2 separate regions of the Homo sapiens genome follow, and region 1 is linked to region 2. A link is a loop called in an ENCODE intact Hi-C map of the cell type or tissue named here. Cell type or tissue: Panc1. All regions are shown on one strand. Links, peaks and the distances in the headings refer to the core of each region. The heading gives the core; the rest is flanking DNA. Region 1 overlaps PALS1 (protein associated with LIN7 1, MAGUK p55 family member). Region 2 overlaps LOC124903330 (a long non-coding RNA gene).

Region 1 (2,918 bases), core at 128-2,627, 51 kb before region 2:
GTTGCACATGAATGTCTGTTCTCACAAACACAAATCAATTTAAGAATTATCAATCTTTTAATTTTTGGGATCTGGTATGATAGAACATATTTTTACAAGTTATAGCCATTTGAATTTCTTCTTTCATCCATTTTATCTTTTGCCCATTTTACTACTAGAGTGCTTTTTAATAAGTAGAATTTAACTGATATCCCTGTAGTCTTAACTAGAACATACTTAATATAATTTCATCCTTTTTTCTTATATCAGAACAATGGCTTTTAATCCAATATATTTATGGAAAAAAAAAACTAAGGAAATGTAAAAGACCTATTTTGCCACAGTTCTAATTTAATCATAACCAGAATCTCCAGTGTCTTTTTTTTTGTTTTTGTTTTTGAGATAGGGTTTCGCTCTGTCACCCTGGCTAGAGTTCGGTGGTGTGAACATGGCTCACTGCAGTCCTGAGCTCCCAGGCTCAAGTGATCCTTCCCACCTCAGCCTCCCCAGTAGCTGGGACTACAGGTGCATAACACCACACCCAACTAATTTTTTTGTATTTTTTGTAGAGACAAGATTTCACTGTCACCCAAGCTGGTCTTGAACTCCTGGACTCAAGTGATCCACCCACCTTGGCCTCCCAAAGTGCTGAGATTACAGGCGTGAGCCACCACGCGCAGCCATAAAGGGTACATTTTTAAAAGCACTTCACAAATACGTATTATTCAAGAACAGTTTTTTTCTTTTTTTTTTTTTTTTTTTGAGACCAGGTCTCACTCTGTCACCACGCTGGAGTGCAGTGGCGTAATCAGAGCTCACTGCAGCCTCAACTTCTCAGGTTCCAGCGATCCTCCCACCTAGCCTCCCAAGTAGCTAAGACCACAGTCGCATTCCACCACACCTGGCTATTTTTGTATTTTTTTTGGTAGAGATGGAGTTTCACCAGGTTGCCCAGGCTGATCTGCAACTCCTGAGCTCAAGCGATCCACCCACCTCGGCCTCCCAAAGTGCTAGGATTATAGGCATGAGCCACCACGCCCGGCTAAGAACAGTTAATTTTCCACACACTCAAAGAAATGTTCCATTCTTTGATGGATATATCTGTTACTTAAACAAAAATCCACCTAAGTTTTTCAACATTCTATACAATTCTGCAGGGAATTTAAAAAATCCATTCAGATGTAACTAAATCAGTCCTGTCAAATACACTCTTCCATAATAAAAGATGAAGACACAGAGACAACAAAGAGAAGACAGAGGACAGAGAGAAGAAATTCCCTTCCCCAATCCCATACAGACAGACAACAGACACAAGAAGGAACCACATGGACAGAGAAAGAGAGAAATGAAGAACCACAAGGCTAGTGAGAAAGACTGATATATGTGCTAGGTTGGGAGTGGACAAAAAAGTAAGTACTAAGGCGGGATGGAGGCACTCTGCCCAGGAGAAGGTAGAGGCAGGCATAGCAAATCTAGCTTTGGTAGTAAATTCAAGTCTGTAACAAATTTCCTACAAGGAATTTCTTTATATCTAGTTTAAATTATTTGCCCTGTAGGTGGAGCTATTTCCTCTTACCTGATTTTTCAGTAGAAATTAAGCTCCCATCTTCTCTAATATTTCACGCAACATTTAACTCTTGATTATTTAAAAGAGAGAATATATTATTCTAAAGTAAGAAAATTCACTTACATTTGGCTTTAGGATACAACTAATCAGATGAATACAAACATACACATGGGTCCACAAATCCACCCTCGTAAACTCTGTCCTCCCTCCTTGCCCTCTCCTGTCAGTCTAAAACGTAAAAGAATGGACTCTGAAACAGGCAACAGAAAGCAATCACCAAGAGTTACTTTATCAGAAAATCCTACTTTCCAATGCCTAGAACTCTGGGTAACCATGTGGAAGATTTTTTGGTTATAAGGGTAAACATTAAAATTACCTAAGGGGGTCAGGCGCAGTGGCTCACACCTGTAATCCCAGTACTTTGGGAGACCGAGGCGGCTGGATCAGGAGATCAGAGATCGAGACCATCCTGGCTAACACGGTGAAACCCCATCTCTACTAAAAACATACAAAAAAATTAGCCAGGGGTGGTGGTGGGCACCTGTAGTCTCAGCTACTCGGGAGGCTGAGGCAGGAGAATGGTGTGAACCTGGGAGGTGGAGCTTGCAGTGAGCCGAGATCGCGCCACTGCACTCCAGCCTGGGCGACAGAGCGAGACTCCGTCTCAAAAAAAAAAAAAAAAAATTTACCTAAGGAATCTCCATCTGGATTGGCATCATTTATTTTTATATATTACTCTCATTTACCCCATATGAAAACAGATAGCTTCTAGGGACCTATACCCAGCATTAAGCTTTTCCATTTCATTGTGTAAATAATTCCAACTCTTTTAACCTGTCCTCAGAAATTTCAAGTCCAACCAACTTCATGACTTTTTTCTGAAACTTTTAAGATTTCTTTTCCTCTAAACTGTAGGGTCAAATATGATACTCAGATGGGGAACTTAATATTACTAAGTAGGAGGAAATTACATCAGTTTCCAGTACATCTACCTGTGGAATTAAAATTGTGGTGGCTCATGCCTCTAATCCTAACACTTTGGAAGGCCACGGTGGGAGGATCACTTGAGGCCAGGAGGTCAAGACCAGCCTGGGCAACACAGTGAGATCCCGTCTCTACAAAAAAATAAAAATAAAAATAAAAATTTTTTAACCTAGACGAATGGAAAAACAAGATGTGGTATATTTGTACAGTGGAATATTAATTCATCCATAAAAAAGAAATGAAGTACTGATTCATGCTACAATATGGATGAACCCTGAAAACATAATGGTAAGTGAAAAGAGGCCAGTCACAAAAGAGCCTATGTTATGTAATTTCATTCATATAAAATGTCTAGAATAAGCAAATCCAAAAAGAAAGTATATTCGTG
Region 2 (2,918 bases), core at 130-2,629:
ACAAGGAAAAGCATGGTGAATGAACATAAGTGTGCTAGACTCAAAGAAAGAAAAGGTCTTATACCAGGAGGAGCTTTACTATCTAGTGAAGGTGCGGGTGGGAACAGTGAATAAACTGCTCTGAAAGTACTCACAATAATAGGAAAATCAGGATCTTATACATGGCTTTAAAAAAATAGACATGAGTTGGAGGGAGGAGTGGGGAGATGTTGGTCAAAGGATACAAAATTTCAGTTAGGAGGAATAAGTTCAAGAGCTCTATTTGTACAACATGGTGAGTATATAGTTAATAACAATGTATAGTATACTTTAGTATACTTAAGAGACTAGATTTTAAATGTTCTCACCACAAAACAAATGGTATGCGAGGTAATGTTAATTAGCTTGATTTAGCCATTCCACAATGTAAACATATTTCAGAATACTATGTTGTATGTCATAAATATATCTAATTTTTATCAATTTAATTTAAAAATTTTAAAAAGACACACATAAAACTTTTTCTAAATGTGAATGACTGAGTGATATAAACAGAGAAAAGAAGCATGAGCTTAATATGGAAACAAGAGTCAACAAAAGCCTCAGGGTAGGATATTCAATATTTAGAATGTCAATCATTTATCATTCTTTTATTTGTACCCATCTGAGTGGTCCTATGCCAGTCTGGAGATGTGTCAAGAAATAAAATAGGGTCTATGAGAATTTTTTTTTTTTTGAGATGGAGTCTCACTCTGTCACCCAGGCTGCAGTGCAGTGGCGCGATCTCGACTCACTGCGAGCTCTGCCTCGTGGGTTCACGCCATTCTGCTGCCTCAGCCTCCTGAGTAGCTGGGACTACAGGTGCCTGCCACCAAGCCTGGTTAATTTTTTGTATTTTTAGTAGAGACAGGGTTTCACCGTGTTAGCCAGGATGGTCTCGATTTCCTGACCTCGTGATCCGCCCGCCTCGGCCTCCCAAAGTGCTGGGATTACAAGCGTGAGCCACCGCGCCTGGCCCTGAGAAATTTTATTTCCGAGAGAGGATGTAGGTAATTTAGGGCTTGGAAAAATTTATAATGAAGGAAAGATCAAGCCCAAATGTTAAGAAAGAGGAGACGAAGTTTGTTCTGCTTGAAAAGGGCTATAAAATTACCTATATCTTTTCCTCACCAAGCTCCCAATCACACTTTTGTTTTGTGTGAAAAATTTCAGTGCTACTTTAATTAATATTTACATGTGAATACCTGTGACTGACTGGGTCTGGATGGTATCTGGCCTGAACTTTTTTTTTTTTGAGACGGAGTTTTGCTCTTGTCACCCAGGCTGGCATGCAGTGGCGTGATCTCAGCTCACTGCAACCTCTCCCTGCTGGGTTCCAGAGATTCTCCTGCCTCAGCCTCCCTAGTAGCTGGGATTACAGGTGTGTGCCACCATGCTCAGCAAATTTTTGTACTTTTAGTAGAGGCAGGGTTTTGCCATGTTGGCCAGGCTGGTCTCCAGCTCCTGACCTCAGGTGATCCACCCATCTCAGCCTCCTAAAGTGCTGGGATTACAGGCATGAGCCACCGCACCCGGCCTGAACTTTAAAGTGTGGAACTGTAGGCCGGGCGCAGTGGTTCCCGCCTGTTAGCATAGCACTTTGGGAGGCTGAGGCGGGTGGATCACCTGAGGTCAGGAGTTCGAGACCAGCCTGGCCAACATGGCAAAACCCCATCTCTACAAAAAATACAAAAATTAGCTAGGCTTGGTAGTGCAAGCCTATAATCCCAGCTACTAGGGAGGGTGAGGCAGGAGAATCGCTTGAACCCAGTGGGAGGAAGTTGCAGTGAGCCAAGATCGCACCACGGCACTCCAGCCTGGGGGACAGAGTGAGACTCTATTTCAAAACAAACAAGCAAAGAGTGGAACTCTAATGTCTCTTCTCCTATTCTCTCTTGAACTCACTCAACTTGACATGTAAAGTCACTGATTTCAGCCACTTCGTTAAATGCAAAAGTCAGTTTTCAGTCATCCTATGTGACCTGTCTGCAGTATCTGATGAAGCTGATAATTTTCTCCATTTTCTTCTCTGGGCTTCTGAAACACCATTCTTACTTCCCTTCCCAACTCACTGGAACCTCCTCCTTAGAACCCTTTGCTGGCTCTTATTTATCTCTTTGTATGCTAATATTTGGAGTGTCCCAAAGCTCTAAAATTGAATATTTTACTTCTCTCTTTGCCTGGGTTTGAATCCCAGCTCTGTCAATTGCTAGCTGTCTGATTAGAAGAAAGTCAGTTAATTTCTCTGAAATTCAGCTTCCTTATTTATAAAATGAGTATAATAAAAGTAGCTACCTCCTACAGTGCTTGTGAAGACAAACTGAATTTATATATGACAGTGCTTAGAACAGTGCTGGACATAGTATGTATTAACTGTTTGTCTTTATTTTTATCATGATGTTCTTTATCACTCACTCCCTTTCATCTGATCTCATGGCTTCAAATTTCATCTATATACTGTTTACTCCAAATTTATCTTTAGTCTGAACTTCTGCCCTGAATTCCAGAATCCTGTATTCAACTATCAGCCGGAATCTTCATTTAGATTTCTAATGAGTATTGCAAATTTTACATGGCAGAACTATTGATTCTGACACAGTTTCCAGTTATCCAGGTGTTCTTTCACATGGCACGTTCAACCCATCAGGAAATCCTGTTTATCTACCTTCAAAATATATCCAGAATCTAACCACTTCTCCCCATCCCCACTGCTACCACCCTCCTCCAGGCCATCATCATCTTTTGCCTGGATTGTTGCACTAGGTTTCTTCCCACCTGTCATGAGACAGACTGGGGGAAGTCAGCCAGAGGAAGGGAGTTTCAGATGGAAATTACAGATCAGATATAGGAGGTAGTGCTAACTAGAAACTTGTAAAACCTGTCAGTAGAAGCAGATTATC

Evidence for each region. Hi-C counts contacts between places; a loop is a spot of excess contacts. Peaks named below come from ENCODE experiments on the same cell type or tissue, not always from the same donor. Only the 100,000 strongest peaks of a DNase experiment are listed, where the experiment ranks them.
Region 1: it touches region 2 in a loop (2.3-fold over the local background); 27 of 110 quality-filtered maps call a loop at or near these places.

What each region holds. Positions count from the first base shown.
Region 1 is chr14:67,284,679-67,287,596 of GRCh38, reverse strand. All of the region lies in intron 3 of PALS1 (protein associated with LIN7 1, MAGUK p55 family member), which reads right to left. It also overlaps a transcript of GPHN not described here. Among named protein-coding and RNA genes, the nearest start is that of PALS1, 45 kb to the right of the region's middle. In Panc1, for the core only: CTCF peaks have their summits at 1,293 and 1,502 (motif pointing right); no DNase peak of the experiment used is centred there; H3K27ac peaks cover 1,362 bases.
Region 2 is chr14:67,233,512-67,236,429 of GRCh38, reverse strand. The region is part of intron 1 of LOC124903330 (a long non-coding RNA gene); the gene reads left to right. It also overlaps a transcript of GPHN not described here. Among named protein-coding and RNA genes, the nearest start is that of PALS1, 6.5 kb to the left of the region's middle. In Panc1, for the core only: no CTCF peak of the experiment used is centred there; no DNase peak of the experiment used is centred there; H3K27ac peaks cover 2,339 bases.